2 separate regions of the Mus musculus genome follow, and region 1 is linked to region 2. The links are chromatin loops, found by intact Hi-C in ENCODE. Cell type or tissue: left cerebral cortex. All regions are shown on one strand. Each heading gives the region's core, and the rest is flanking DNA. Links, peaks and the distances in the headings are about the cores only.

Evidence for each region. A loop is a pair of places that touch in the nucleus more often than their neighbours do. Peaks named below come from ENCODE experiments on the same cell type or tissue, not always from the same donor. Only the 100,000 strongest peaks of a DNase experiment are listed, where the experiment ranks them.
Region 1: it touches region 2 in a loop (2.2-fold over the local background); 2 of 42 quality-filtered maps call a loop at or near these places.

Annotation. Positions count from the first base shown.
Region 1 is chr5:127,960,195-127,972,139 of GRCm38, forward strand. All of the region lies in intron 4 of Tmem132d (transmembrane protein 132D), which reads right to left. Among named protein-coding and RNA genes, the nearest start is that of Glt1d1, 330 kb to the left of the region's middle. In left cerebral cortex, for the core only: a CTCF peak has its summit at 5,683 (motif pointing right); a DNase peak (open chromatin) is centred at 2,691.
Region 2 is chr5:128,084,621-128,096,565 of GRCm38, forward strand. All of the region lies in intron 3 of Tmem132d (transmembrane protein 132D), which reads right to left. Among named protein-coding and RNA genes, the nearest start is that of Tmem132d, 340 kb to the right of the region's middle. In left cerebral cortex, for the core only: no CTCF peak of the experiment used is centred there; DNase peaks (open chromatin) are centred at 6,096 and 7,705.

The DNA of each region.
Region 1 (11,945 bases), core at 1,425-9,424, 130 kb before region 2:
CATTTATTTACAGAAAAATCCAGTCCTCTTTCTCTCTATGTCGCCTGCATATCCACCTGAACAAACACTCTTAAAAGGCACTTAGCTGGCTAGCTGTCAATAGAGAAACACACCATTATCGACGTTATCTTCAGAGAAAACAGTTCTCTTGACCCCCTGTGGTAAGACTCCCCTATTTCCTTCTGAAAATTTTAAGACCCTAATGCAGATTGCCCATGTTCTAGTTGAAATGCCCAGTGTTCTGACCACTGTGCTGCATATGGGGTTTTACCTGGTACCTGCTCACCTTTGCTTTGCATGGTTACTGATGACTTTAGGATGTTATTAAATCCAGAGGGAAGAGACTTTCTCGTCTTTTATCTAATTACTACTTCGGTAATTACCTTATCACCACTTAGGCACCAAATTATCTAGATAGCTTCCACTCCAGAAATCTCTTTACAGTCCCCGAGGATATGTCTCCGTCTTTTCTCCCATTAACTTACCAGGGTGCACGTGTGGTGTGGGTGCAATCCATGGTAATATCGGATGGAATTCTGGCAGAAGCTGATCCAACCTACAGCCCAATTTTATGTTCAACAGGCCAACTCTGTACCATTTAGGAAAGAAATTCATTCTCATTCTCTCTCTCTCTCTCTCTCTCTCTCTCTCTCTCTCTCTCTCTGTCTCTCTCTCTCTCTCTCTGTCTCTCTCTCTCTCTGCATATCTGTGAGATGCATCTTTCTGCTAGCCTGGTGTTGGCTATTCAGCCTGCAGACACTAGGAGAGCAGCCTGTCTTCCAGACAGAGCAATTAAAATAGGGCTCACAATGTGGCTTTTGCTGGAAAAAAAAGGGAGTGTTCCAAAGTCACCAAAGCTCAATAGGTCATTAAGCCAGACAATTTGGGAATCTTGAGGGGAAAAGAAAATTGGGAGCTTAAGGAAAAAGAACAAGAAACAAAGAATTGCAGACAACTAACCCATTAGAACTATACCAGAGTCATTCTGCCCATCCCTGACCCCAGCACCCTAACCCTAACCCTGACCCTGACCCTGATCCTGACCCTAACCAGAGAGGAAGTGGCCAGTGAGGAACAGCCATATTTTACAAAGTGTGTTTGCAGACAGAAGTGAGATTTCCATAACAGCTGGACCAAAGGTTCTATGGCCAGAACAAATTGATGAAGCCAGCCAGACAGAGGTAATAAAACTCTGGTGCCACATTTATAGACAGATGAAGCAGGAAAGGGCATCAAAGGGTACACAAAACTGCTTGGTTCTCTAGGGAGAACCCATAGGGTGGGTGGGGCAGAATAAAGTCCCAAAGAGCCATCATGGACTCACCAGTGACAGAAGACCAGACGATCTGAGGGGGGGGGGCCTGACCTTGCAGCCTTTTCCCTCCTGATAAAAAAAATATATAAGTATTTGAGTTAAAAAACCAATTAGTTATACTAATATTGATAAAAAATTAATTAAGTCTGTAGTCTTATTATTGTTCTTTCAAAGGTAAGGTGTGGTTGCATAGAACTATAATCAAGTCCTATGGAAGCAAATGCAGGAGAAAGCAGATTGCCTTGAGTCCCAGGCTAGCCTGGGTTACAGGGAGTGGAATAAGCCAGCCTGGGCTAAGAAGAACAGGCAAGATGAGGAAAGAGGAAAGACCCAGAATTAAAATGAATTCCACTTATAACTAGGCTGCTGGCTCAAGCACCAGGATGAAGAAGGTAAAACCCCGGGGCAAAAATCTTTAAGGGGAAGTGGATAATTGATTTCTAGTATTTTAATATATCCAGAACATTAGTTGAGCAATGTGATGTGAATCCAAATGAGGCTGTTTCCATTATTTATTCATGCATTTGTTTATCTGAAGACACACCATTGGCATACACCTGGAAATAAGAACTCATTTGCTTGGCCAGAGGGGCCTCTTTGTGGGGTGGATGGTGATTCAGAGATTCAAAATGATTGGACAACGTACTGGAGAATATGTGACTATTGAGTGCTTAGCCCAAAGTGCAACAGCTAGATCAATAGTCCCTATAAAGGCTCAGAGAACATCTTGGAAGACAGGGTGGAAAGACTGCAAGAACTGGAAGACAGAGAGGAGAGCTGTGAGAAGCTCATGAAGTCACAGAAGCTGTGGTCACCTGCACAGGATCAAGTCATCAGCACCAGGCACTATTTCAGCAAGCAGCACTAATTGTTCTCTGTGGGCTATTAACAAGCCACACACACACACACACACACACACACACACACACACACACACCAAGCAATCAAGAGTGAACATGAAGAAAGGAGGAGAATATGTTACCGTGCCTGGTGCCTAAAGGGCGAGAGAAAGGAATTATGGGTGAATATGATCAAGACACATTGCTTTCCTTTATAAAAATTGTTAAGGAATAAACAGATGTACTATTTTTAAAAGTATTGTCTTAGATTTATTTAGCAAATAAAAATGTTCAACTGATACATATATAGTTTCAGAAGATGGTTCCCGCCATGGTGTGGACATGATAATTTGAGAGCCATTGGGAGCTAAGGAGAAAGGGATCCTGAGGTCTGATTATAAGACAGCGATTTTTCTCTGAGCAACTGGGATGATGGGATTGCCTGGCTGGGATGGTGAAGTTACCAGAAGGAAAGGGTTTGGAATGTGTAGGCTGTGATTTTTTTTGGTTTAAGACGTGCTGGTTTGAATTGCCTAGTAGGCAGCCACGAGGAATGAGTGAGCCTGGAGTTCTGGGAGGAATTCCAGCAGGAAGATGCACATGTTGGGATTATCAACCAATAGATGGTATTTAAAGTCACAAGAAGGCACAAGATTGCCAAAGAAATGAAAGTTGGCAAAAAAAAAAAAAAAAAAAAAAGAACTCCATAGCCACTTCCTCAGAACATCTAACTATTCAAGGGACTGATGGGGAGGGATGAGGTACGAGCTGGATGTGAACAAGGAAGAGAATTCCAGGTATGTGTTGTCCCAGAGCCTTGAGTTTCAAGGGCATGCCAGGCTCTGTTATGATCAGAGTTAGTCGATGAACCAACACTGATCATACGCCCATCTCAAGAGCTACTCTCAACATGTCCAGTTAGAGACTCTGTAGGATTTCACCGGGGTGACATGGTGAAGGAGTCTATACTCAGCTGTGGTGGAATCATTCACATAGAAATCCTCCCCATCCAAGGCTCAGGGACCAGAGAGAAAGAGTGAGTGGAAAGAATGTAAGAGCCAGCAGGTAGAGAAGGGGGAGTGGCCTGAAATGATGACTTCTGGGTTGCTACACAACAACAGCTCATAGCAACTGTGGTTTCCTGCACATGACCAAGCGTTGAAATTCTCACATGATTTGAGGGGCGGGGGGGGGGGGTCCCTACAGCTCTACCCTTGGCAGTTTATGGCTGATGAGAGAGGACAAATCGCAAGAAGTGTGTCACTGGGGGTAGCCCACATGTCCGTGGATGACTACACATACACATGTATACACGGAAAGTTCTATTGCTATGAAGAGACACCATGACCATGGCAACTCTTATAAAGGAAAATATTTAACTGGGGCTGGCTTACAGGTTAGGAGGTCCATTATTATCATGGCAGGAAACATGTTGGTACATGGGCAGCAGGTCTTACATATCCTGATATGATTTTCTCAATGTCTTCTGAAGAGCCACGGGCAACAACTGTGAGGCTTAAATAGGAGATATGGAGATCCATGGTCAGCATCTAAAAGGTTACATCTTCAGTGTAGAGATGAAGATGGGTAGTGGGTAGATCTGTAGTGGGTAGATGGCAGGGAGCCATATGAGACTGAGAACATGCCAGGACAGCGTGGAGCACAACAGCACTGGATACTTGAAGCAACATGGGAATCGAGATGGTTTGACCATGGGTGGGAGGTGAAATCAAGGTGTGCAGCTGGGTTAGAGATAAGGCCATGGGAAAGAGGATTCAAAAGGCAACTTGAGAGGGACAGCTGTTGATCATGTACTCAATGCTGTAGATCTCTTCTATATCTATCCATCCATGTACTATCTATCTATCTATCTATCTATCTATCTATCTATCTATCTATCTATTATCTATCTATCTCTCTATCTCTCTATCTCTCTATCCATCCCTGTATCTATCCATCTACCCCTCTATGTATCTATCTATTAACCTATCTATTATCTATTCATATATCATCTATCTATTAGATCTATCACTCATCTATTTGTTATCTGTCTGTCTACGATGTAACTCCATCTATCTTTGGTTTATCTACCTATATCTTATTCAGACTATCATCTGTCACCCTACCTTTCATCTGTCTATCTTCTACCACTCTTTTTATTATCTGTAAAGGCATCTATCTACCATGCTATTATTTATCTTTATTTATTTTTAGTCTATACACCTACCTGTTATTCAATCTGTAACCTAGCATCTATCTATCTATCTATCTATCGATCTATCTCACATTTATCTGCCAACCACCTATCTTTTATCTACTATCTATCCTTTACCATTCATATATATACTTATATACATATATATACACTTATCTCTATCATATAATCTGATATCTATCTATAACCTACCTATCATCTGTCATCTATCCATCTATTATCTATCTATCTATCTATCTATCTATCTATCTATCATCTATCTATCTATCATCTATCTACTTATTACTTATCTATCATCTATTTATCTATTTATAATCTATCTATCATCCATTTATCATTTATCTATCCAGTTGTCTGACATCTATCCTATCCTACTACCCATCTGTCTGCCATCTATTCACATCTATAAAGCATCGGTAGCTGTGTCATCTTTTGCTTTCTCTGATCCAAAGCCACAGCCTTCTGAGTTCTCTGCTTCTACGATCTGTGTGTAGGGAGGCCTGGTTTACCCAACAGGTTGTGCCCCACTTTCTGTCCCAAGAGAAGAATAAACAAACAGATGATCCCTGCTGAAAGTATTATGGGGGGAATTGAACCATCATATGGAAAATATGCAGGCTGTGCAAAACATATTATGGCTGAACTTTCTAGCAGAATGTTAAGCTGGTGGGACTGGCATGGCGTGGTTCGGTAGACAGGAAGAGGCACCGCTGGGACAGGAACTTGGCACTGTTGCCATGGGCAGAGATGTCGGTAGCATGAGCTTTCCTTCCTGGAGGTGTTAACGTGTGTAGTCCTACTATGCTAGGAGTTTCTGACATCTCACACCTTCCACTGAGTTGGGCATAGCTTTGCTTTGTTATCTTGCTTTGAAGATCAATATATCCAGAGACTCACCATCACCCAAAGGTGGAACTAGTCTTCTGCAGCTTGGTCCTCCTGAGGGACACAGACATGCTGTACCATGCATGTGTGACTAGGGGTGTGCGGGCTCTGCGGGCGCACATATACATCATTGTCCTGATGGTTGAAAAGTATCAGTCTGGGAGTCCAGTAGGCTCTTTCTTGTCATGTGACATTCAGTAGCTCTGCTTCAGGAACCTCAATTTTTCCATATAAAGAGTGGTCATGGTGCAAAGCATGTTTTATCCTTGTTAAGACTCTCTTCAGCTTATTTGATAAACTAATATCTTTTTCAGTTTGTTATAATTTCGTTACGACAAAAGGAATTCCTTTAAACAAAGGGTAGATTTTTCTTAAAGATTTTAGTTTTATTTATGTGTCTGAGGGTATGTCAGATATATGCAGTTCCTATAGAGGCCAGGAGGGGGCACTAGATCACAAGGAACGGGAGTTACAGGTGGCTGTAGGAGGTCTGATGTGGGTGCTAGGAACCTTTAAGAATAACAAAGACTCTTAAATGCTGAATCATCTCTCCAGCCTACTCCCTTGGACTAAAAAACAAACAAACAAATCAAATTGTTAATTTTTATGTGTTGGGGTTGGGGTACATGACCCACAGTGCACAGAGAGAGGTCCGAGGACAACCTGAAGCAGTTGGTTCTCTCTGACAACCATGTGGGTTCTGTGCTAGACTGAACTCTGGTCGTCTAGGTTGGAAACAAGCATCTGCTGAGATACCTCAATGCCTCACCAGCACCAAGGATGAAATTTTCTAGAAAGGCAAAGGTCCTAAGTGCCATCGTTGTACTCAGGCTTATGCCTAAAGTATAAAAATTTCCACTTATTTCCATGTCTTCTTTCTTTATTTCTTTCAACACTGGGAATTGCACCTACAGTCTACCACACAGGAGGTAATTCTCTCTCTTTCTCTCTCTCTCTCTCTCTCTCTCTCTCTCTCTCTCTCTCTCTCTCTCTCTCTCATGTTTGCTGCTGGAAGGTTGAGGATAAACTGAGATCTGTGAACTGTGTCTTGGAAAGGTGCCTGCCATTTCCCACAAGGGGTGGCTCCTGAGTATCCTCCTGTAGGGCAGCACTCTGATATTTTAGAGTCCAGCTGTCATGTGGTCTGAGGATCTCTCCTCCCGACTCCAGCTCATGTTTCGTATGGTTTTGCTATTACTAAACCAAGAGTATTAACTTCCCCATCTTGTCATCTTTGTGTGCGCATGCGTGCAGGTGAGTGCACATGCACATGTGTGCAGGAACCTGGAACTTACTCATGAAGCCAGGCTGCCCTGACATGAATATCAAGGATCTGATGTCTCTGTCTCCCTGGCACTAGGATTTCAGACATGCCTGGCTTTTTATGTAGATGCTGGGGGTCTAAACTCAGGTCTTCACGCATATGCGGCATGCATTCTGCCCAGGCACTCTTTTCTGTCTCTTCTGATGGAGTCATAAAGTTCCCTGACAGTCAGGGTCATTTCATTGAACAGTACACACACAGCTATTCACATGGGCAACTTGGGATCACCAACCCAGCTCCTTTCACGGCATCCAAACAGAAAACCAGACAGATGAGAAACATCCCTCATCAGAAGCATTAACAAGCTGGAAAGAAGGTAAGCGGTGAGCCAAAGTAAAATGGAATTGATTCTGAAATCTAGGGTGATTGTGGGGGAAGACATGATTAGAAGTCATTAGGGCTTCCATTGAAGGAGATGTTTAGATCAGCCTAGTACATGTTTGGTAAATTCCTTCTGATGGGAAGGTCACAGGTTACACATAAATACATTTCAGAGCGTTAACTCCAGTCTGAGAGCATCTTCACCATTTAATATCACCATCCCGACTCTAATTTAGCTGTTGACAGTCAGTTTCACGGGATGGACGTATCTGTCTCACCTGTGGTCACATCATAGTGGCTGGGAGGGTTGAAGGTGAGAATATTGTGCTATGGCTACAAACGTTTGCTTTGCTAATGAGGAGTGGCGGGAGGGCTCGCTCTTCACTATGCCTCTATTATCTCAGTTCCTCGAAGCATCTTTGCTTATAGGAAGTGGTTTACTTTTTCCTTTTTTTAAAATTCGTTTTCTTTTGAAGGTTTTGAGATTGTTAAGTGCGATTTTAGTTAGGGTTTCCATTGCTGTGAAGACAGCATGCCTTATAAAAGACAACATTTGATTGGAGCTGGCTTACAAGTTCAGAGATTCAGTCCATTATCGTCAAGGCAGGAAACATGGCAGCACCCAAGCAGGCAGACATGGTGCTAGAGTTGCTGAGATCTCCATGAAGATCTATATCTTCATTGAAAGGAAGCCAGAAGCAGACTTGCCTTCCAGGCAGCTAGGAGGAGGGTCACAAAGTCCACCCTCACAAGTGACACACTTGTATCAACAAGGCCACACCTACTCCGACAAGGCGACACCTCCCTGGGGCAAGCAAATTCAAACCACCATAAGCACATAAAAAGGCAAGCAGTTGACTCCTTCACCTAAGCCTTTGTTTTACAGTCACAGTTTGTTTCACTCGAGGGGATTTTCCAGGCCATTATCCAACCCTCTATATGAAGGACATGCTTTTCCTCAGGTAGCCAACTGCCTGGAAAGCCCAAGAGTTCATTCTAGCTGGCTTGTGATCTCGTCCCATTTGGTGAAATGAGCCCAGGAGACCTGCCCCTTAACTAGTCAGGGGTCTTTGTTTGTTAGTAATTATGAGTGCAGCCCTAGCTTGTCATAAACTGATTGATGGGTTGGACTCTATGCCATAGCTGGAGCAGTTTTTAAAGCTGTTCTTTAAGAGATGACCAAGCCATCAGTGGGCTAAAAATGCTTCTTAGATTGGGAAAGGAGTTTAAGCAATGGTAGAGTGGAATCCAGAGAACTTAACTGAGCATATTGGACACCCAGCACCACGTGGAGCCTGGCTCCCTGTGGAGACATCACCTCCATCGAGCATGAGTTCAACTCTCTGTGTAAGTCTATTGAAGTGGCTCCTGCCTACAGCATTCTTAAGGCACAGCAGCCGACACCTGAGGTCTGTCTGATGAGTATAAAAACAAAGTCTTTAGACTTCGAGCTGGAAAGAGAAGATGGGGAGCAGAAGGGGAAGAAGGGAGTCCTTCCCACCCTGTAGTGGGGAGAAGAGTTAACTTGTAGATCCATATCCATGGTCACTTCTTTAAAGAGAAATGGGAATTGCCTTAAGGAGATGGGAGATGTGATAGAGGAGGGAAGCCAGGGAGAGACAGAGGGAGGGAACAGGGCGGACATAACCAAGACACCTTGCAGAGATGAATGGGCATTTTTTAAATGATGCACCACTATTTTTCTTAGGGCAAATTTGGCAGATAACTCCGAAAAACGCTCCAGAGGGCTCCCAGCTTGTTTTTCTATATTGAAGACTGGAGCTTTTCAGGGTTGGAGCCTGGAAGGTGAAAGTGAGTCTCTATGGGGTGGGTCTTGGAAGGTTAACCCTCCTGTGGCTCTGCCAGACACTTTGTACCTCCTGATTCTGTTACTAGGTAAGGAATTCCCACCTCCAACTCTTAGCTGCACACCAGTCATGCTCACAATAGTGGAATGAAAGACTGGTGAAACCCTGAGCTAAAATAAACCCTTCTCTCTTAAGTTGCTTCTGTTAGATATTTTGCGACAGTAAAGTAACAAATACAACGGCTTAGCCATTCACTGTAAATGACTTGTAAAAATACACAGTTGTTATTTTCCTCAATTCTCATAAGCTGGAATGTTACCACCACCAACTTCCAAACAAAAGCTAATAAAAAGTTTGCCCAAATGTTATCTAACTAGACTTTACTTGCACAAATATATTCAAACTCAGACTTCAGCATCCCTTGAAATGTTCAGTGTTCTTAGCACCTATCAATAAAATTACACTTATTGGAAAATGTTTTGCGAAAGAAAAAAATTACAAAGGCCAACATGACTAAACCAGTTGATAAATATGAGTCTGATGTTTTGCCCTCACAATGTGACACAGTTGGCAAATATATACATGCACCAGTTTCAAAATATTTTGAAATTGATTCAAAACATTTTCACTTTTGGATCAACACATGGTTGCCCACACTATCACAGATGGGACTTACTATTTCAACTTGAACCTGGGTGGTCTGTATGCTGATATACTTTGTAGCCTTTGACTGGTGAGCAGTGAGTGACAGCTACTATGTGTCAAAAATATCAAAGCCTGGCCATTGTTCTTCCTTATTTGGGGCTGGTCCTCATGTATTCTACATTGCCTTCAAAGACCTGATTATCTTTTTTTTTTCTTTTCTTTTTTAAAGTAATGTGTATAGTGTGTGTTTCTGAGTGTGTGTGTGTTTTCTGTAACTTTGAATTTGAGTTTAGGTAATATGGTTTGAATGAGACATGTCCCCCACAGGCTCAAGTATTTGAACAGTAGGTGGCGCCACTTGTTGAGGTTCCACAAGGAGTGGAACCTTACTGGAGGAAGTACATCACTGGAGTTAGCATTTGAGGGCTCATAGGCTTACTCCATTTCCTGTTCTCTCTCGGCTTCCTGAGTGTGGATATAATGTGACCAACTAGCTTCTTGTCTCTGCCGCCCAGCTTTCTCTTCCTATTGCCATGGACTCTGACTGCCTTGAACCATAAGCCAAAGTAAACCCTTTCTCCATGGAGTTCCTTAGGTCAGGCTGTTTTACCACTACAACAAGAAGGACTCTGTTGCTAAATACGAATTTCATAGAGAGGAGATGGTGTTGGGCCTGGCGGGTAGTGGGAGCACCTGGGGTGCACACAGGCTTTCCGTGAAAAATGACCTCACCTTCTGGTACTGGCTGCCAAGATCCTGGGCACTAGGGGTGGTTCTTCAATTACATAGTAAGTTTTTCATTCACTGTTTTTAACAAGTGATACCTGGAATACAACCTATCTCTTGGTATATGTAGAGTGGCTCTCCAGGTACTCCAAGGAGCTCTAATCCACAGATACTCAAGTCCCTTCTATAAATGGGTGCAACATTTACACCTAGCTTGTGCATACCCTCTGAGAATTTCTTCTACGATTATTTATGATATCCAACTGAAAACATCCCTCTCAGCCCCAGGGCACAGAGAAACAAAGAGAGGAGGGAGAGCACTCTCTATTTTTCCTTTCTTTGTCTTAAGTTTCTCTTTTCCCATTAAGATTCTCTTTATTGACTATTACAACACCAAAAAACAGAGCGGCCATGGGTCCACACTAATTAGTGACAAATTCCAACCAACAGCTATTCCTGTGCTTGTGGACAGAAACAGAACACCAAACTCCTGCACCAGAAGGGCTGCTTGGATATATTAGGACCCATAGAAGAGAGAAAGACAATTATAAGAAAGCATACAAACCACCCAAGATAAAAGCCCAGACCCCTTAGAGACAGGGTCTTCTCAGCTCTGGGAGCCCTTGAGGAGCCAATAAACATTTATGCCTTTGGATGAGATGTTTTTCCTGCCTTTCACTTTTTATCATATGGAGACAATGAACTCACCAGGCAGCCAGTATCATGCTGCACAGCAGGTGCTGTGTGACCAGTAGTTAGTTACACACCAATGTGTGGGGGCACAACTCCATAGAATGCCTGTTTGTATTCTGCACACATGTAATGCTTTAGTCTGTCTGTATTTCATACACATATAATGCTTTGCCCCCCAGAACATTTGAGCCATGGACAGCTGGCTATATCTGCAGATGGAGAATCTGCAGCCATTCACATTAACTCTTGAGTCTATTTGCAGGTCTCTTTCTCTAACCACTATTGACTCTTTTGCCATGAGGCCCATTTATTCAAAGGTCTTTACCACTTGTAGTCTGAGTCTGATCCTGCCCAGTGGATACCACCAAAGTGGAAAATGAAGTTACACAAGGAACCAGGGGGTACCAAGGCAGCTAGGATGGTTAAATGGCCTGTGGGAAAAGCCTTTTGAGGGCCTTGAAAAGATGGGGGCGGTTCTTTGTGGAACTGTTGTATCAAGGTTTGGCCATCAATAAGCTTGAGGCTGAGCTGTCAAACTTCAGGTCAACAGAGAAGATGTGGGAAAAGAGAGATGGAACATACAACATCTGTCCTGACTTTCTGAGTGCTACGAAAATTCTCTGTGGCTGAAATTGATGGCAAAGCCACCCACAGTCATTGCTGTTAAGTGCTTTTACTCAAAATAGCATTGGTTGATTTTTTTTTCTAGTTAAAGAAAGAAACCTTTCATTTTTCCTCCTTTGATTTTTACTTTAAGATAACTACGTAGCCCTGTCTGGCCTGGAACTCATCATGTAGTCTAGGCTGGCCTCAAAGTCATAGAGATCAACCTGTATCTGCTTCCCTAGTATTTGGATTAAAGGCATGCACTACCAGAGACTTCACTTTTTATTTAAAATATATATTTCATTTATTCATTTGCAGGTGTGGGAATGCATACTGTGGTGCATGTGGAAAGGTCAGAGGACAACTTTTGGAAGTCGTTTTTCTCCTCCCATTATATGAATTCTGGGGATCAAACTCCAGTCATCAAACTTGGCAATAATCTCCCTTACCTGCCAAGCTCTCCACTCGTCCCTCTTTCTTACACTGTAATGAAACCTTTATTCAAGGAGGACAAAAGTCGCAAAATCATTCGGGGTCCTTTTCAGCCTCTAAAGGAGAAACTCACGTA
Region 2 (11,945 bases), core at 2,178-10,177:
ATAAGAAGGGAGTGTGATTGAGTGTTAGTCTTAAGATCAACTCAGGCCTCCAAATGCATATCTAAACCCTTCCACAAATGGGGATGCTCCCACACACATACTTTTAAAATGAAAAAAGAAAAGAAAGAACGTCTTTTCACAGACTATGCCCTCAATTTAGAGAAGATAGAAAGGATATTTCTAAAGGAGAGAGAGAAGGAAGAGAATGTGGTCAGAGCTTGAAAATAAGTGTTGATTTTCATCATAAACCAATTAGATCCAGTGCCACCCTTTTTATAAGCAAGATTTTGTTTTGACCTCCTTCATCTCTAAGACAAAACACATAGATGACATAATTATCTGCATGCATAATGCAAGGGAAATATAATAACTTCTCCTAATAAAGACAAAGGAACCGGAGAAAGAGCCATAATGAGGCGGCATAGATTTTGATATGCAGATGAGCATGTGAGCGAGTTGAAGAATATAACAAGGCAATAAAGAACGTCTGCCAACCACAGAGCCAGGGGTGTGATCTTGTGTGAACTGGTGGGGTGTCCTGGAATGCTGGGTAACTGTTGGAATGTCCAGAAAAAAAAAAACCAAATGCAAACTCTCCTTCATTTAAAAATTACTTAATGTTTAATTACATGTGTGTATAAATCAGTGTGTGGAAATGGACACAAAAGTATGGGTTCTCACAGAGACTGAAGTGAGTGTGAGCTATCCTGGAGCTACTGAATTATAGGCAGTTTTGAGCCACTTTTCATGGGTGGTGGGAACCAAACTTGGTTCCTCTGAAAACCAGGAAGCAGTCTTTACTGCTGAGTAACCTCTCCAGTCTTTATCTTCCCTCAATTTAACCAATAATGGGAGTCCTTAAAAAGTTCATCTATAGTAAAGCTATGCTGACATACTTCTTTATTAAAATGGTTTTAGAGCATTATTGTAGAAAGGCAGAGAGAGAGAGAGAGAGAAGGTAGAAAGGGAGAGGCCCATCCATAGCCACGTGGAAAGAGGGGGGAAGGGAAAGAGAGAAAGGAGGGCTAGAGAGTAATAAAGGTAAGGGCTTAAAGAAAGCTTACATACTTCTGAAATAGGCATAAAACCAAGTTGAGCTTGCAAAGCAGCTATCTGAGGATAGCTTTTCATCCTGTATCAGTTTCCCCTGAGGATATTTGGAGGATGTGTGTGATGCAGGACTGCTTTCTCTATTGACTGAATCTACTCTCCAAAGCATAGGGCATCTAACATCTCTGGTCTGTAGCCCATGGATACTAACTGACACATCTCAGGAAATGAGGGAAGCAAAAAGTATGAGTCTATGCCAATAAAACATCCTTAGATGGGTGTGACTTGATGTACCTATCTATATGCATGCCTCTATGCATGCATGCCCATGTCTATGTGTGTACAGAATACTTTTGGAAACGTGTGTCCCATTCCTTGTCAGAAACCAGAATAGTTAGAATAGTTATAATCAAAGTGAAGAAGGATATAAGGCATTCCCATGGTTTGTTCAATCAAGTGATCAAGGCTACACTTAAATATAATCATGGGCCCTTTATACAAATTCCATAAAACTCCTTACAGGCTATATCTCTCCCCTGTGTATTCCAAGCCTTGCTTACGTGACAGTCACTTGGGTGCTGTGCTGGTGAGTTTTGAATGTCAGCTTGCTACAACTTAGAATCACTTAGAAAGACAATCAGCAATTGTCCTGATCAGGTTGCTCTGTGGGTACATCTGTGGGAGCCCGTCTTCATTCTAAATTGGTATAAGAAGACCCAATGGGGTCCACTGTGGAAGGCTCTATTCCCCAGGCACGGGGATCCTGCTCTACATAAGGCAAGAGAATGCTGTATGAGGGCATGCAAGCAAGAATTCATTCATTTCTCCTCACTCTTAAATGCAGATGTAATATGATTGACTGCTTGCCTTCACCCACCCCCAGTGATGAACAGTAACCTGGAATAAACAATTCATTTCCTAAGTTGCTTTGTTCAAGGTGTTTTATCACAGTAACATAAACAAAACTAGGAGGGGCGAGTATAGGACCCTGAGCCAGATCACACTGACCTTGATCTTGTGAGCATGACTTGGGACTCATGAGTGTGAATGAGACTTTCTATGCTGAGTCAGTTCTATGCTGCAGGTAGCACTCTCTCAATTAGGAACCACTCACATCTAATTTTGCCACATTAATATCCCATGGGAAGTTTTCAACTTGACCTTCTAAGCTGCCAAGCATCGTAGGACATTTCATACAATTAAAGGGAAGCCATGCCTGAGAACTCGGGCAAATATCATTCTTTAAGCCAAGTAAGTAAAACGCAACCCAACTTATAGCTCAGTCACAATGGAACCAAAGTTGTCACCTCTCTCAAAAGCCTGATAATCATAAACAAAACTTAAGCCAACATCTAAACCAGATATGAACTGATCATTTTAGATAAACTATCTTATCTTAAAAAACCCAATTGCAACAACCAATCACTGTCAAGGATGAAAAACTTTCAGTTGTCAGATCTTCCGGAGGCCATTTCTTTTTTTTTTTTTAAGAGGGAGAGAATGGGAAGGTTTAGGTTGTTTTAAAAATCTAGTTTCAAAATCTAAGGCCATTAGCTACCGTTGAAGCATCTTGATTTCAGAAAGCTAGAGAAAGAATCTCTTGCAGGCTGAGCATCCAGGAGTCAAGACCAGGAGTTCTAAGGAGGTGAGGTCATGGTAGGACTTGCTGGTGTCATTGACCTGAATGAATACTTAATGGGTTCCCGTCACATATCAGGCACTGAGGATGCTGGAATGCTTAGGAAACATTAGTTAACAAACTAGAAAGTACATACAGGTGTACATGTGTAGCAATAATAATTAAAGAAGGGGATTGGATTGGGAGGAGTGGATTGGGATATGCAAGTGGGGTTGCATGCAGAAGTGGGTAATGATATAAATACTATACTCATGTGTAAAACTCCCAAAAGGATAAAAAGTTTGAATTTAAAAAGAAACACAAGGCATGAAAAAGGCACATTTGGTATGTACACATGAGATCTCTTCCTAGGAGAATAAAGTAAAGGGGAGGTCTCCTTGAATGTGGGTGGTATAATCCCAAGAACTGGAGGTCCAGACTACATTAAAAGGGAAAAATAAGGAAGTGGGTGTGAATAAGAACATACTCTACAACAGAGAGTGTCAGGTAAGAGGAATGCCTGGTGTGGTGGATCTGAGACAGGCATCTAGAACATTCTCACTCTAAGTTCAGAGAGGGAGGAGAGTTAGAGAGTAAGTGAGAAGCCACACATGGCAGGCCTCACAGGTTAGTAAGTATGGGAGAGATTGAGACATTGATGCTTCTCTGGGGTGAGGCGAGAGGCTACAGAGCTTGGAAACAGAGATGTAATAGGATTTTTCAGAGTCTCTCTGCTGCTGTACATGGATGTCACAGAGGAGGAGTATGGGTGTGAGAGGGACTGGCTATCCAACCACCAAGGTTGGAGAAATTTAAAATCCCATTGCGGGGTTTCTATCCTGCTATGGTCATTCAGTTCCTGGATAAAAGACAGACAACTTTTAGTATTTAAACAGCACAATAGCTGAGCAGATATCTACCCTCTATGCTATTAGAATCTACTTTTCTATGGACAACACCAAGTTACTACTTACTATGTTTCATTTGGGCTGCTCTTAATTCCAAATGGCCAGCCTTCAGGGCCATGATTTCATGACTCACCTAACCCATGGGGGCTTCCCCTCATCCTCACCTTCTTCTTCTTTTATGGTTCTCCTCTGACTCCAAGCCTGGGAATCCTAAACCCATCCTGTGTCTCTTCTGCTCATCTATTGACTGTCAGCATTTTTATTCACCAATCAGAAATAATTTGGGAGCAAGTTCACATAGCATCACTTGAGTTTAAGTCTTGAAGAATCAGTATTAATATTAGAATACAAGCAGCATCAGGCCAACCCACTACATTTCCTCTCTTTTGCCCAGTTAAAAAGGCTTTTTCTCTTATGTAACAAACAATACATAGTATGAACTATCCTGAAACAATTGTGAAAATGATTAAGTATGAATTACATTTAGAAGTCCAGTCTGTTTATATTTCATAACTTAGGTGAGGTACTTTATCATCTATCCTATCTTGGTGAATTAGAAGTTTATGTCTAAATATCTTTTTATCTTAACTTGCACTGCCATCCTAAAAAAAATCTTTTTAAGTCCTAAACAACTTAAGTTTAATGGTGAGGAATAAATATTATTTGAGTATGCAGGAAGCATAGGGATACAGACTCCAAAAATCACAGAAATGACAGGGATAGCCGACAGCCTGGACCATCCCCAATATCTTTTAAAATGCTAGAGCATCTATCTTCAGCCTTCTGGCCCAGAACATTGATTGACATTAAGAGAAGCAGGAATTATGAAGGACTATCTTACTCTGTGTTAGCAGAGCTTAGCAGTCAACTATCCTGCATTTGATTATCCTTTTTGGACATGATTTTTGTCTGCAGATCAAGTTAGGGAATTTCTTGCCCAGTGGCTAGTTTGCCACAATTAAAGCAACTCCACAATTCCACAGTACTCTGTGGACACCTGTCTATGCCCCAGCAAAGAGCTTTGCTGCAAGGAAGGAATTGTTGCATAGGGTATGGCCATCTGGTTCTGATTCGCACCTCTCTCAAAAACTTATAGTCAGTCATCTCCTGGGGAATGATGGGAGAAACATAGATTCCCAGGGGCTGTATGTACTAAGCTGAAAAAACTGGCCACCACATGGAGAAGGCAGGGTTCTCTGTGCCATTCCATCAATCAGGAATTGCTCACATCAACGCTGCAAATCTCTTGTGGTCCTATTGTTAGTTCTGAGATGTGTCCTGGTAGTGTTTGCATGAAAGACCACCTAGGAAAGTGGACCTTGTGTCTTTATGTAGCAGAGTGCTGGGAGACACAGCAGGGGGCAGGAACCCTATGGGAATCACAACACAGCAGGAAACAACTGGCCACTCTAAAACATGGGTCAGCCTCAAAGTGGCACAGGCAGATGAAGAGGGGAAGAGGAGGCTGAGCAATATGTAGGCCACATCCCAAACCTGGAATTCCAGAACAGGCAATGTCTATTGAAGTAGAAATTAGAATTAATCTACTATATAAAGAGACACCAGAAAACTATGTAGTGAGCTTGCATATAATCAGGAAAAAAAATTAAAACAGTATAGAGAAAGGGAACCATAACCAGTCCTTGATGGAATAGGCCTGCCATCTCAGCTAACCAGGAGGTTGAGGCAGGAGGATTGCAAGGTCAGCTTGGGCTACAACATGAGTTCAAGGAAGCTTGATAAAATTGTGTCTCAAAATAAGAAATATAAGGAGGGATGGATGTGTGGATCAGCAGTGGAGCATTTGCGTAGCATGTATTAGACATTGGGTCCATCCCAATACGGAAATTATGATTTACCAAATGATCATAAGAAAACATTTTTAGTCTTACTAGTGATGAAGGAAATGAGAATTTCAAAGACAGTTTTTAGCCACAACATTGTCAAGTTGATAAAATTAACATTTACCCTGACACTGATTTGGGAAATGAGGTTTTGAATTTGTTAGCAGGGATAATGTTAATTGCTGCAACTTTCAGGGAAATTAAATTGGTGCTTGCTTATAAAAATCAGAAGTTTACCTACCTAGCCTCGCATCAGAGGAGCATTTGGAAGCCCCTGTGAAGCACAACCCACTCTTGCATATCCCTCCAATGGATGGAAGGGATGAGCTTGGCCAAGTGATCTCTGGCTAACAGAATGCTAGAGGTTTGCAGAATGCCAAGCTGTTCTCCTTGGTGTCCTTGGTACTCACAACCCTGTGACCACATCGGGGAACAGAGTAACTCAGTGGATATTCAGAACAAAGTCTCAGACATGTGACTGTGGCTGAGTTGTTTTGGCAAGTTCCCAGGTGCCCAAGCCATCTTACCAGAGCCCCCCTTCTGCCATGGCGCTATCTCCAGTGATAGTCTGTCACTGCGCACAGAGAGTGAAAAGCTAAAAGCTAGAAACATCCAGAACATCCACCCACTGAGAAATGATGGATTTAATAGTGCTGGCTTCATAGTCGAGATGTGTGTGAGGGAAAGCCATGAGTGGAATCTTCTGCCAGCCATCTGGAAGAGTGAACTTGTGGCAGGAAGCCATGTTTTCTGGGGGAAGAGGGTTGAGTTGATGAGAGTGGCTAGTGCAGATGACTGAATTTTCATACGTACTTTGAAGGCAATTCACCCAACACATGCAACACTCTTGATATCCAGATGTAATGAATGTATGGCAAGGCAGTGTCAAGGGACATCAGTCTCGGGAGCTCACCTACCTGTTTCTGAGAACTCTGTGGTGCTCCTAAGGTTCTCTGACTCACTTGAAACTGCAGCCTCAATTTTGCTGTGTTAGACATGGTAAATTCTGTGAAAGCTTCAGTGGCCTTTGTTTCCTTTGTCCTAAGACTCTAAATCTGGTTGTGTGGCTCCTTCTCAGGCACATCCCAAGAGGACAGACATCTAATCTTATCTCTGAGAACAAATAGTCTATGTATGTGTTTATACATGTGTGCATATGTGTATTATAACGTATACATATGCACAAAAGCACATGTGTGTATGTGTGTGTGCATGTGTGTTTGTATGTAGCTGAAGAGTGTGTGTGAGTGCAGGTGACCATGTATGCATGTATGTGTGTGAGAGTATGCATCTGTGCATACACACATGTGCCTGGAAGCACACTTGTATATGTGTGTGCATGCATGTACACATGTGTGTGCACATGAGTATGTATATGTGTGAGCACATGTGAGTGTCTGAGTGTATTTATACATTATACATGTGTGTGCACACATCTGTGTGTACATGTGTGGGCATGCATGTATGTATACAGGTGTGTACATGTGTATTACATGAGTAAATATTGTATAGGGTGACCCAAATGCTCAAATTTCCAGATATTCCCTTCACTTTGAAGTTCAAATAACCTGAAAGATTTTTTTTTTTAAAGAGCAGATCTTCTCTTCATCCCCATTAAACAAAGGACCAAAAAAAAAAAAAAAAAAAAAGTCCGGCACCTGTCAGGACATTTCTTTTCTGAAGAACAAATTCATCACAGGATCCTCTGTTATCTTATCCTAGTGTTGACTGACTCTACAGATGCCTTCATCCCACTAGGAATTCGGTTTCATTTACATGGAGCCTGGACATGAGGGCAGGGAGCCTGCATGGATAAGAACCACTGACCTCTTGATGAGCACGACTAATTGGAATTTTCAATGAATGCTTATGATTCTCTGATCTTGTGACATTCGAAATCAGTGACAAATTAAGTCCCTCGTCATCTGAGATGTGAACTGCACTTTACTGAAGTTGAAACACTTGAAAATTGGTTTTACAAATGCCATCTCATCCGAACGCTCAGCCGCGGTATGTCACTTCAGATAGGTATGAATGTGAAAACCAAGTGGCTTTGTATGGAGGCAGACGTGTTTGTTTCCTGCCAAAACAGCCGCGTCAACACTCGAGTGGTGCTGATGGGGAACTCTGGTACAGGGCTGGGGCTAAGAGGGGCTGGCGCTCCATGGCTAGACAGGAGGATTTTGGATGACTGACAGAGCCCTGTGGAAAGGCATGCTTCCCTGGGGAAACCCTCCCTGAAGATATCTCTATTTCTCTACGCCTTAACTCTAACTAGGCTTGTGCGGGCCAGTGCATATGCACAGGATCTATTCCAAGCTCACATTGCTCTGCGTCGATCAGTGCTCAGTCGCTTCTGCTCTCACTCATGCACTCAGCACTTCTGCCTTACACCTCCTGCGCCTGTGTGCGAGCATCTCTAATACCTGCACAGGAATTCTCTCTCTCCATAGGCTTATTCTGTATTTGTTAGCTACAGCCTTTCCACAGAATTCAACCTGTCTAAGAGGCTTTCCTCCACTTTCCCCTCTCCTCTCTGCTGCATTTCTGGGCAAGTCAGAAGCAGTGTGATGTTCACACCTCATCTTTAATCATATCTAAGCATTAATTCCTTCTGCTTGGGGAAAGAAACAGTTGTCATATACAAGAAAGAATAATACGTGAAAATCCAAAATATCTAATTTCTTATGTGACAGTGATTTCGGGTGTCACTTATTGAGCTCTCGATAAGTGGCTGGGTATCCTTTCCTAGCTAGGCAAGGCCCCACAGTTTAGAGGACTGTCCTCATTTCTATTTCTACAGGGCAACATGTCCATTGAGCCAAATGAGAACAATAGCCTGAAACCTGTTCCCCTTATGGGCAGCACTCTGTAGGTTCTGATCACAAGGAACAAATGAGAGCAAGCATTTCACAGAGAAGACAGGGAACAGAGAGAGGGGAGACATGGATAGGTGGTATCTGGCTGGAGCATGTGAATCCTTGTGGACCGTGGGGGTGGGGCACTGCAGGGTTCCACCTTTGGAGATGTCAGGGGACAGTGTAGAAGAGGCTCCAGAGAATCCAACACAAGCATCAGTGACTGGCATGTAATTGCCTGCTAACTCCTGTCAGGCATGGGGTTTTTAGATGGGAGCTCCCTGGGTATTATGTAGCCTTGCTGGGCTCACCTGTTCCAGCCGTGAACAGCATGGCTCATCCTGTTCTTTGGCTTAAACCATGAGAGTCCATCCGCCAAAGCAGCCCAAGGGAAGGCCTTTGCTCATGGGAAGCCTCGTAGTGTACAGTGGGTGCTGTGAGGCTGCCTCAAGGGCCATCAGCATCTGTTACAGTTGAATCCCAGAACCTGCAAAGTAGGTGATGCCAACCCATCTCAGGTCTGTGTGTCCCCCATCCCTTCCCCATCTCTCTCTCTCTCTCTCTCTCTCTCTCTCTCTCTCTCTTCCAGAGCTGAGGACCAAACCCAGCAAGCACTCTATCACTGAGCTAAATCCCCAACCCTCCCTTTCCCATCTCTTGAGGATGTCCACTGCTATTCCTGTTCTCTCAGGATGAGCCATGCTGTTCACGGCTGGAACAGGTGAGCCCAGCAAGGCTACATAATACCCAAGGGAGCTCCCATCTAAAAACCCTTCTCCCCGGTGGTTTGTGTGGTCCCAGGGTCAGGGAGGAGTCGAAAGCAAAAAGAGATCAGGAAAGAAATTTTGGCCCAGGCTGGGTTCTCTCTTAGCTGGCTGGTGTCATAGTCTAGTCTTGGGCAAAGCCTCAGAGTTCTGAACTCTTACCTGGTACTCCAGATGGTTAGGAAAGTCATTTTGTTACCATGGAGGATCAGGATACCTTTTATCTGTCAGCAGTAAGTTTCATTACTGGCTCTGAGATGTTTAGACAAGGGCCAGGTGGAGCAGATTCTGCTGGAGTCCTTGGTGTCACCCTCCCTCTGAAAGCCCCTTGTATCCCACACTTCAGTTTGCATCCCTCTTGGGATTTCTGGCTTCACCTGGTTACACCTTTACTTTGTGGCTGGTGTATACAGAGTCTGAGTCTCTCAGTTTAGGTTGGTGCTTACACAGAGAGAGGAATGGGGGAGGAGGAGACAGGGAGACAGGGATGGATGGAGGGAGGGATGGATGGATGGATAGATGGAGGGAGGGAGGGAGAGGGGGGAGGGAGGACCAGTGGGAGAGCTCTTGCCTAATAGGTAAGAAGCCCCTTGTTCAATCTCAGGACCATAAATGTCAAAGAATGCTTGCAGGTGTTCAGTGACATGTAGTTACTAAGCCCCTCCCCCCAGCCATGACAGTTGCCACTTTAAGTGTCCCTTGGCCTTTTTGATAATGCCGAATGTTATGTTCTTTAGTCTCAGAAGGTCATTTGTTCCTGTTAAATCTTCTATTTCCGAAAATACACATAGAACCCTCAAACAGTAGATCCGTTTGTAAACATAGAGAGCAAACCCCGCTGGGAAAAAAAAATCACTATCCATACAGTTCTAACCAAGGGTAATTACACTAGCAGGTGATGAGGTCCTTCTGTGCAGAGTTTATAATGAAGGAGAGATGATGTGTGCACACGTGTGGGCACACAGAACCAGGTCCTCTTTGGGACATTCACTAAATCCATGTACCTCATGGAATAGTAACTAGCATGCTGTCTTAAAATGATCTGGTCTGATTATATATCCAGAGTGCCTTTCCCAAATTATGCTGTATTTTCTGATGACCGCTTGGCAGTCTGTTAAATATGACGACTGCAGTTCATTTACTTAATTCCGTACTAGTAGATAATTGAGTGTTTCCAGTCCCAAACTACTACGAATGATACTCTCAAAATAAATACCCTTCTCCTGAGTGCATCCAGTGTAGCTTGCCAAACCAACTGACTTAGTCAGACCTGTGCATATCTGCTTGGGGTCTACCGCACACCGAGCATCAGCTGGGGTTTGCAAATGGAACACTGGGCAGGTGCGCTCAATTTGATGTTTTAAATCTTCGAGGTCTTGCGGGTATAGCTCAGTGATAAGAGCCTTGGCTGAGTCCATAAAGCTCTGGCTTTGATTACAACACAATAACAACAAACATGAAATTAATTAATAACTATGTGACCATTTTGCCTATATATCTAAATTTCTTTGTTCTGGTTGGAGAATTATGTCAACACTGGCTAGACTCATATTTTCAAATAGCAACAATCGGTGGGATTCGAGACTGGGTTCACATTTAGTTGGCACTACTGTTTGCCATGGTCCCTCTTGCAACCTCCCATGGGTTCAATTCGGGACTCCCCATTCAGGGACTCCCTGTGCCACACGGGCATCTCTCTATGCAAACCTAGCTTGTTTCTATGCATATTTCTACCAATCAGTGATAGCCATGTCAACTTTTGTCTACTAGGACCTGAGCCAAAATGCGGAGCTCTCATTCTAAACTTAGTAGGTATGAAACTTCATGAAATTGAGTCTCTCTGAAACTGAATTTCCTTGTCTAGTGCCATTACCTGAAGTTTGTAAATCTCAAATGCAATTATCTATATAGAAAGGTCCAACGTGGGCCAGCCATGCACCAAGACTCTGCAGTATGAATTTTTTAATAAATCCCATCTTTTGACCATTTATGTTACCGGATGAAAGACACACACACAAACACACACACACACACACACACACACACACACACACACACACACACACACACACAGCCTTTATATTTAAATATGCCTTATGTAGCACAATAGCTGGGCAACTAACTGCCTACCCTCCATGCTGTTAGAATCTACCTCCTACCTATAACTCCGAGTTACCACTTACTAATTTCTGTGTTCCATCTTGGCTGTGCTTAATTCTAATTAGTCTTCTGAGCCACATTCTCTTGACCTAGATCCCAGGGTGTTCTTGCTTCTCTATCCCATGGTGGCTCTTATCTCTCTTATGCACACTTATCTAAGGCGTGGTGGCTCTCTCCTTCCTGCTCCTTCCTTGTGATCCCACACCCAGGAAACCTAAACCCTGCCTACTGTCTCTTCTTCCCAGCTATGTGCTGCTGGCATCTTTATTTACTAATCAGAATTAACTGTGGACAGGGTCCCTCAATGTCTCACGCAAAGTTTTTGGAGGACCCAAATTAGCATTAGAATATGAGCGGCATTAAGCCAAACCCACTACAAGACTCATTTAAAAGTCTTTATAAGGGCTGGTGAGATGGCTCTGTGGGTAAGAGCACCCGACTGCTCTTCCGAAGGTCCGAAGTTCAAATCCCAGCAACCACATGGTGGTTTACAACCATCCATAATGAGATCTGACTCCCTCTTCTGGAGTGTCTGAAGATAGCTACAATGTACTTACATATAATAAATAAATAAATAAATAAATAAATCTTTAAAAAAAAAGTCTTTATAAGACTCATGCCACAGATCCAGCATCCTGGGTGCCCTGCAACAGAGGGGACCCTGTGCCCAATCCACCTGATGCATTTGAATAGAATGATCTATGTCCCCTCCAGGTCTGTCAATAAACGCCGTGTGCCCTTCA